Linked DNA regions of Homo sapiens: region 2 is linked to region 1. Evidence: read pairs that join two places in POLR2A ChIA-PET (ENCODE). Cell type or tissue: PC-9. All regions are shown on one strand. Links, peaks and the distances in the headings refer to the core of each region. The heading gives the core; the rest is flanking DNA. Region 1 holds the start of LOC107986699 (a long non-coding RNA gene). Region 2 overlaps JAZF1 (JAZF zinc finger 1).

Region 1 (4,397 bases), core at 104-4,103:
GCTAAATTCACCTTTATATAAACAGGGCTCAGTAGTCCTAAACTGTGACCAGACCCAATTGTGTCTGACTTACATCCTGAATGGCAATTAAAGGACATTAAAAATACCCTGGGATTACTTCAGGCAGGACCCCTGCCTTATCCATATACTTTCCAGCATAACCATGTAAAGAGAACACAGGTTCCCCCTCTACCACAGAATAGAGCCTGGCAAGAACAGCTGGTGTCATGGTTACTTGATTGGAAATTACAGTGCAATTAAAATTTGGCCTTCAGGTCTGGAGATAAAGGAATTGCAAACTGCAAAAGTAAATTTTTAGAAATAAAGTAGCTTGTTGTTGGCAATAATAGTAATTATTACTAACAATAAATAATGAGAGCAATAATAAAAAATACTGTAAAAGTGATCACCTTGCCTTCTCTAACACATTCTTCTGTAATTTTCTTAGGCGACAAACTGCTGGAGCTGCCTCAACCATGTTATCTTGGGCAGTGAGTCACCAGTCTTCTTTGAATGTGTTAAGAACTTAACACCTTATATATGAATTACTGTCTATGACAACTGTTGCAAGGCAGTCTTAGGCATGCCAAAGAATGTAAAAAGAGATTTTTATGGGCACCTCTTCTTCAGGACTAATTTCAAAGAAACCCTTGGAATTTATTTACCAAACATTTCTGAACTACTTGTGCAAACTGTAGAAAATCCCAGGCTAAAGATATTCTCCAGAGACAGAAAGGATACTTTATGGATACAGAGTGATAAGTAAAATTATGGGAAAATGTAAATGGCTAACATAATTGACCCAGTTCTGTGTACTAGTACTGATGAATCTTAACTCATTTCTAAGGAAATGGATTTGTCCCTCAAAGTAAGGTATACTTTAATTATAAGAGTTACTAAAGTTTTAAATAATAGCAAGTCAGACCAAGGAAAGTCTTATTTTATTTAATTTTTTTAAGATAATGTAATTCAAGCCTTTCATATAATAGTCAACGCACTAAGTACTTTAAATTTTATAATAAATAACAGCAGTTGCTAATTAAAAAGTAAGTTTTTAAAAATTTATTTATTTATTTATTTTTTGAGACAGAGTCTTGCTCTGTCGCCCAGGCTGGAGTAGACTGTGCAATCTTGGCTCACTGCGACCTCAGCCTCCCAAGTTCAAGCGATTCTCCTGCCTCAGCCTCCTGAGTAGCTGGGATTAGAGGCAAGCACCACCACACCCGGCTAATTTTTATATTTTTTTAGTAGAAATGGGGTTTCACCATGTTGGCCAGGCTGGTCTCAAACTCTTGATCTCAGGTGATCTGCCCACCTCAGCCTCCCAAAGTGCTGGGATTACAGACATGAGCCATCACGCCTGGCCAAAAGTAACTTTAAAATACATAATAGTACTATAACTCTTTAAAGACAGGAACCCATGGAGATGAATTATTTTACCAAAATATTTCAAATCATTTTTAAAAATTTTCTTAAACAGCCTTATTGAGGTATAATTGATATACTGCACATATTTAAAGTATACAATTTGGTGAGTTTGGACATATGCAAATACCCATAAAACCACCACCACATTCAAGGTAATAAACATTTCCATCACCTCCAAAAGTTTCCTCATGCCCCAAATGTGGTGGTGGTGGTTGCTTTGTGGTAAGAACACCTATCCTGGTATCTACCTTCTTAACAAATTTTTAATACTCAACACGATATTGTTAACTACAGGCACTATGTTATACAACAGCTCTCCAGAACTTATTCATTGTGTGTAACAAAAATAAATTCTTACTGAGGTAAGAATAAAACATAAGAATAAATATCACATACAAGACTACTGTATAATCGAAGCACTTGTGAGAGTATCAAAAAAAGACCTATTCTGATAGCCCTTCCCCCTCCACACATTATAAACCAAGGCAATTTCAGTTATATGAAATTTGATGGAAGAATTTGCTTTTGGACAAAAACAGCAATGTTTCAGCCCAAAGCCAAGTAAAACTGCCAAGTTATAAACTTCTCTAAGAAAACGTTTTAATGGAAATGCCAAAAGACCCTTAACTATAATAGTGTTAGGTGCCAAAATAGAAATAATTTTTTGTGGTCCTTTTACCATAAATTAGATACAGATCTAGTGGAAAAACAGTAGGTATCCAGTTCAGTGAGCAGTAAGGGCCAAGCCTGCATGGTTGATTTTAAAAACAATAATGAAGTCTATATGAAACTCACTGAGATTTACCAAGCAAGCCTACCTCTCTAAGAGAAATTTCTTAATAGGTTTTGTGCTTATTCTAAGAATGCCTCAAACAAATTACTAAAACTTAACTCAGCCAAGTAGAGTATAAAATTTGGTTTTCTGGTATGGAACTGTTATACAAACACATACACACAAGTTCAATTATTTAATTTTGACATTAATTCCTACCTAGAACAATACAGTTTAGCAAATCAATGAGGCGTGCCAACATGCAGTGCCTGGGGCTAACTACAAGCGCCACTTCAGAGTCACTTCAACTTAAGGTCTCTGGGCAAATCTACAGATGTATTAGGCAATCAGTGAGTTTATTCTTCAATTATTCAAGCACAGCTATAATGATGCCCTGGGAGCAGACTGAACAGTATTTGGTCATTAGTCACTAGCAATAGTTTTTAATTTAGTTTTAATTTGCTGTATGTCTAGCATTCATTATAGACGAGAGCTGATCAAGTTGGAACCAACACTGTGGTAGCAGACCCACTGCGTGTGTGCGCGCACACACACACACCCACCCACCCACACACGTGTATGTATCCAAAATGGCATGACTAAACAACATGAGACATTAAATAAGGATTACAACTTTCATAAAAATGTGATTTGCACAAGTTAATAGGGCATCATACTTATGAGACCTGTGTCATGGGCTAATTTATATAAAGCCCAGTTCACTTTACTTTGGAAACAACAAACTAATAAACAAAGGCATGGTATTAGACATACGGGGAGTCAGGTACAGGTTATTCAATTGAACAAACTCTGAGTGAAACAACTGCTAAGTCTGGTGATACAAAGATAAATGTTCCATGAACACACCAAGCTAGTTCAATGCCTCAGAGCCCTTACAGAGCAACTCCTTTCAGTGAAACACTCTTCTCTAAACCTTTTCATTCAAATTTCTGCTTAAATATCACTTCCCCAGAAAGGGCATCCCATCCACTATCCAAAAGAGCACTCTCAATACTTTCTATCTCCCAAACTGTTACTCTTCCTTTTTTTTTTCCTTCATAGCAATTATCACTGAAATTATTTTTATGTTAACTCTCTCTATTCCTCTATAAGTTTCAAGAGGCAAAGGACTTTGAGTATCTTTAAAGCCTTATCCCTAGTGCCTTCTTTGTATGAACTGGAAAATAAGGCAAGTCCCTTGTGGTGAAGATGCTGTCAGCATAATACAGAAGATGAGATTAAAGTGTATAATCAGAAACAAGTAGATAATCTTATAAGGACTATATAAATAATTTCAAGTACAAGATATTTTGTTGAAGAAAGAAATGCAGACCTTGATTTTTAAAGTTACATTCTCTTTTTCTTTTCCTTTTTTTTTTCTTTTTTTTTTTGAGAAAAGTCTTGCTCTTGTCCCCCAGGCTTGAGTGCAATGGCTCGATGTCGGCTCACTGCAGCCTCTGCCTCCCGGGTTCAAACGATTCTCCTGCTGCTGCCTCCCAAGTAGCTGGGATCAAGGTGACTGCCACCACGCCCAGATACTTTTTATTTTTTAGTAGAGACGGGGTTTCACCATGTTGGCCAGGCTGGTCTCGGACTCCTGACCTTAGGTGATCTGCTGCCTCGGCCTCCCAAAGTGCTGGGATTACAGGCATGAGCCACCGCGCCCAGCCTGTAATCTCTTTCTAAAAGTACCAGGCTCAGCCAGACACAGGGGCTCACACCTGTAATCCCAGCACTTTGGGAGGCCAACGCAGGAGGATCACTTGGGCCTAAGAGTTGGAGATCAGCCTGGGCAGCACAGCCAGACCCCATCACTACAAAAAAAATTTAAAAATTAGCTGGGCATGGTGGTGCATGCCTATAGTCCTAGATATTCCAGAGAATTCCTAGATATTCCAAGCAGAAGACTGCTTGAACCCAGGAGTTCAAGGATGCAGTAAGCTATTATTGCATCACTGCACTCCAGCCTGGATGACAGAGACCATCTCCAAAAAAATATATATATATTATTTATATATATATTATATATATATTTTATATATATAGGATATATATATCCAAAAATATATATATTATATTTACATAATATATAAATATATATAATATAATTTATATATATTACATATAAAAATTATATAAATTATAATTTATATATATTCATATAAATATATTTATATATATTTATATAAATATATTT
Region 2 (4,397 bases), core at 275-4,274, 250 kb after region 1:
TACACCTTATACAAAAATTAACTGAACATGGATTAAAGACTTAAACATAAAACATAAAACCATAAAAACCCTAGAAGAAAACCTAGGCAATACCATTCAGGACATAGGCATGGGAAAAGACTTCATGACTAAAACACCAAAAGCAATGGCAACAAAAGCCAAAATAGACAAATGGGATCTAATTAAACTAAAGAGCTTTGCACAGCAAAAGAAACTATCATCAGAGTGAACAGGAAACCTACAGAATGGGAGAAAATTTTTGCAATCTATCCATCTGACAAAGGGCTAATATCCAGAATCTGCAAAGAACTTAAATTTACAAGAAAAAAACAAACAACCCCATCAAAAAGTGGGCAAAGGATATGAACACACTTCTCAAAAGAAGACATTTATGCGGCCAGCAAACATATGAAAAAAAGCTCATCATCACTGATCATTAGAGAAATGTAAATCAAAACCACAATGAGATACCATCTCACTCCAGTTAAAATGGGAATCATTAAAAAGTCAGGAAACAACAGATGCTGGAGAGGATGTGGAGAAACAGGAAGGCTTTTACACTGTTGGTGGGAGTGTAAATTATTTCAACCATTGTGGAAGACAGTGTGGTGATTCCTCAAGGATCTAGAACCAGAAATACCATTCGACCCAGCAATCCCATTACTGGGTATATACTCAAAGGATTATAAATCATTCTACTATAAAGACACATGCACATGTATGTTTACTGCAGCCCTGTTTACAACAGCAAAGACTTGGAACCAACCCAAATGTCCATCAATGATAGATAAAGAAAATGTGGCACATATACACCATGGAATACTATGCAGCCATAAAATAGGATGAGGTCATGTCCTTTGCAGGGACATGGATAAAGCCAGAAACTATCATTCTCAGCAAACTAACACAGGAACAGAAAACCAAACACCACATGTTCTCACTCATAAGTGGGAGTTGAACAATGAGAACACATGGACACAGGGAGGGGAACATCACACACCGGGGCCTGTTGGGGCATGGGGGGCTAGGGGAGGGATAGCATTAGAAGAAATACCTAATGTAGATGACGGGTTGATGGGTGCAGCAAACCACCATGGCATGTGTATAGCTATGTAACAAACCTGCACGTTCTGCACATGTATACAGAACTTAAAGTATAATAAAAAAAGAAAATGAATACAAATTATCAAATAAAAGTCTGTAAAGTCTACGATAATTGTACAAGTGCACGACAGTAAATGATGATGTGCAAAAGTGCTCAGCGAGCCTGCCACATCTGTTATTGCTGGTTTTTGAACTGTGGTGGGAGGAGGTGCTCCTTACAATAGTCACACATTTATTTCTTAATTTAACCCACTACCAAGAGGACCATTGTTACTCACTGATGCATCAAAACTTGGGTAAATAATTATCCTGTTTAATTAATTTTCTTAAATGTATGATAGCTCACATTTATTTTAATGTTTAATACTAGAAGTGTTTTGGGTCTTTATTTAGAAGTTTGCTGTTTTTGTGATCAGAAATATGCTGTAGGAACTTAACTTCTCTTTGTATAAATTAGCCTTTGGGAAAATTGGTTCTGTTATATGTCATTTCACTTAAAGTGAAAATTTCCAAGAACCTCTTGACAACATTAAGTGAGGCCTTCCTGTATTTGGCTTCATTAGTATTCAATGTTGCACTATGATGACACTGAGCCATGGGATGAACCAAGCTCACATCTTTATCTTCCTTGGAGTTCAACACCATCTCCACAACCTCTGTTGTGATCTTTCTCATCTTCATCCTCCTCCTCATCCTCCTCACTGCATGAGCAGCTGATGTGTATCTGGGGCTCACTACAGGCCAGGCACAGCTCTAAGCGCTGTACATCTATTAGCTCATTTAAATGTCACAACAACCCTTTTAGGTGAGTACTAAGATTATCTTCATTTTACATAAAATGGAAGCCCAGAGAGGCAGAGTATCTTGTCAGAGGTCACAAAGCTCCTCCGTGGGGTGCAAGGGTTCCCAGCTGGCCAGGGTCTGTGTTCCCAGCCAGCGTACTGCACTGCATACTTGAATCCAGCCTGACCCTCAGATGGACTGTAAGCCTCCTCTCAGTGTGTTTAAGCCCCCAGGTATTCTGGTTCCCCCCATCCCCACTTTCCTCTTTGCCTCCCCTCGTCCCTCCTTTTTCCTAAGAGACAGTCTTTGGGCACCTGGTGCCCTCTGTCCTTCTACTCCAGAACCACCCTGCATGGCTGCCATCCTGGGATTCCCCTTCTCCACTGTCCCAGCAGTTCCCTTTTCCTCTCCCCACATGGGGCCGATGCCTGTTCCAAGGTTCTGTGTCTTCCTCTTTCTTCGTTCACCCCTTGCTTGGGTCATGGGAGGTAAAATCTGGAGTCCCTGAATGTCTGAGGACGTCTTCATTCTACTCTCAGGTCGATGCCCACGAGTCCTGAGCTGCACTAACTCCCATTCTCAGATGTGTCCTCCTCCTGGGAGACTCAGCTTCTCGCTGCTCTCTGTCCTTCCACCTGCCATCCTTTTACTACTGTGCGGGGGACTCATCCACCTGGAAACTCACGCCCTTCAGTTCTGGGAAATTTCTTTGAAAAAAATTTTTTTTTTATAATTTCCTCTCTTAGCTGTCTTTCTGGGAATTCTTTTTATTCTAATGTTACACACCTCCTGGACTAATCCTCTCATATTCTTATCACTTCTGTTTTCTAAATCTCTGATTTTTTTTTTCCTTTTTACTTTCTGGGAGATTTTTCTAAAATAGCTCTCTGTCCTTTCTATAAATGTTTTCATTTCTGCCATCACCTGTTTTAATTTCCAAAGACTACTTTTTTTATTCTTTTTTTTTTCATGCACAAAGCTTTCTTCTCTCTGTAAGGAGAAGGTTGTTGTTTTTATTTTCTCCTGCCCCATGCACTGTCACTGTTTCTCCGGTGTGCCTTTTTTCCTCTTTAATCTGGTCTCTGACACTGTCTGTCCTGGAAGCCATTCCCAAACCTTGAGGATCCTTGTCTGTCTGCTCATATTTAAAAGTGAGGCATAAAAAGCAGATTGGATGCTCTGGTGCATAGGTGGGTCTATCAAATGGTGAAGGTCCACACAGTGAACCTGGAGGGGGACCACCTCACAGGTCCTTTCCCCTTGGGCTGACCATCCTGGGTGGTGTGAGTGGCTGTGGGTAGAGAAAGGGCACTGGACTTCTACCACTCAGGATGGAGTCTCTTCCTCAGCCTCCCTGTTCTAAGAACTGTGCCCTCACCCTGGGCTCTGCCTGGCAGCTCTGGTTCAGCATCTCCAGAGCCATGCTCTGTCACGGGAGGGATGGCAGCTGCCTGGCCTCGCAGAGTTAGGGAGGATACAGAGGGGGAAAGGAAGGGACATCCCGTGGAGACTCTCAGCCAGTTCTCCTGACTTCAGCCTTATCTGTACTCCCACATTCAGAGGTATCTGTAGCTCCATTTTTAAAATAGAACAGATTTATTTTTACTTTTTAAAAAATATTTTCAACTTTTATTTTAGATCTAGGGGGTACACATGCAGGTTTGTATATTGTGTGATGCTGAGGTTTGGGGTACAATTGATCCCATCACCCAGGTCCTGGGCATGGTAATCAATAGTTAGCTTTTCAACCCTTGTCCCCTCCCGCCTCCCCCGCCCCAGAGGTCCCCAGTGTCTACTGCTGCCGTCTTTATGTCCATGAGTACCCAATGAACATAAAGCTTTACTGAGGTATAATTCACATACTATACAATCCACTTATTTCAAGCGTACTGCTCAAGGTTTTCCATATATTCACAGAGTAGTGCAGCCATCATCTCAAACAATTTCAGACCATTTTCATCTCTCCAAAGAGAGACCACGTACCTATTAGGTTGCTCCAGATCTGGAGGCTTTCTGGGATTATTGAATGTGAATCAGCCCACCTCTGAGCTCACCCTTTTCAGCTTAAGTTCCAGCTTTTTCTAGTCTGCTAAGTCAGTGACCTCTTTTCCACTTGCTGTCCAGCTTCCACGCTTCTGTTGCTGCTGCCTCACCTCTATCTTTATCTTTGTGGCTTATGATTTTGAAACCCCGCTTTCTGTATTTTGGGTGCATGTGCGTGTTCACATCACCTTTTTAAACTGGAAGTTCCCTGGCTGCTTTGAAATCATTCTTTTTTCTAGCAAGAACAAAAGTTCCAGGCCTGTCTTGGATTACTCCTGCCCTAAGACATGGGGTCAGCTCCTTTCCTTTAAATAGAGGACAGCACTGAGACCAAAATCTAGGTGCTGCTTGTGGGGCCCGATGGTCCCATGTGAGGGCTGCTTCTGGGTAGGGCCACCATTCCGGCCTGCCTTGGGGACAGGGCTGTCTGGGCTTCTCTTTAGGATCATGAATTCACTACTGACATT

What was found. ChIA-PET counts read pairs that join two places held together with the same protein. Peaks named below come from ENCODE experiments on the same cell type or tissue, not always from the same donor. Only the 100,000 strongest peaks of a DNase experiment are listed, where the experiment ranks them.
Region 2: POLR2A ChIA-PET joins it to region 1 with 5 read pairs; 2 of 35 experiments call an interaction of 5 or more read pairs at or near these places.

Annotation. Positions count from the first base shown.
Region 1 is chr7:27,608,753-27,613,149 of GRCh38, forward strand. All of the region lies in intron 4 of HIBADH (3-hydroxyisobutyrate dehydrogenase), which reads right to left. It overlaps LOC107986699 (a long non-coding RNA gene), which reads right to left and starts at 512. Exons shown (of 2, transcript XR_001744911.2): 1 at 1-512. In PC-9, for the core only: no CTCF peak of the experiment used is centred there; DNase peaks (open chromatin) are centred at 549 and 2,499; H3K27ac peaks cover 879 bases.
Region 2 is chr7:27,858,707-27,863,103 of GRCh38, forward strand. All of the region lies in intron 3 of JAZF1 (JAZF zinc finger 1), which reads right to left. Among named protein-coding and RNA genes, the nearest start is that of TAX1BP1-AS1, 120 kb to the left of the region's middle. In PC-9, for the core only: no CTCF peak of the experiment used is centred there; no DNase peak of the experiment used is centred there.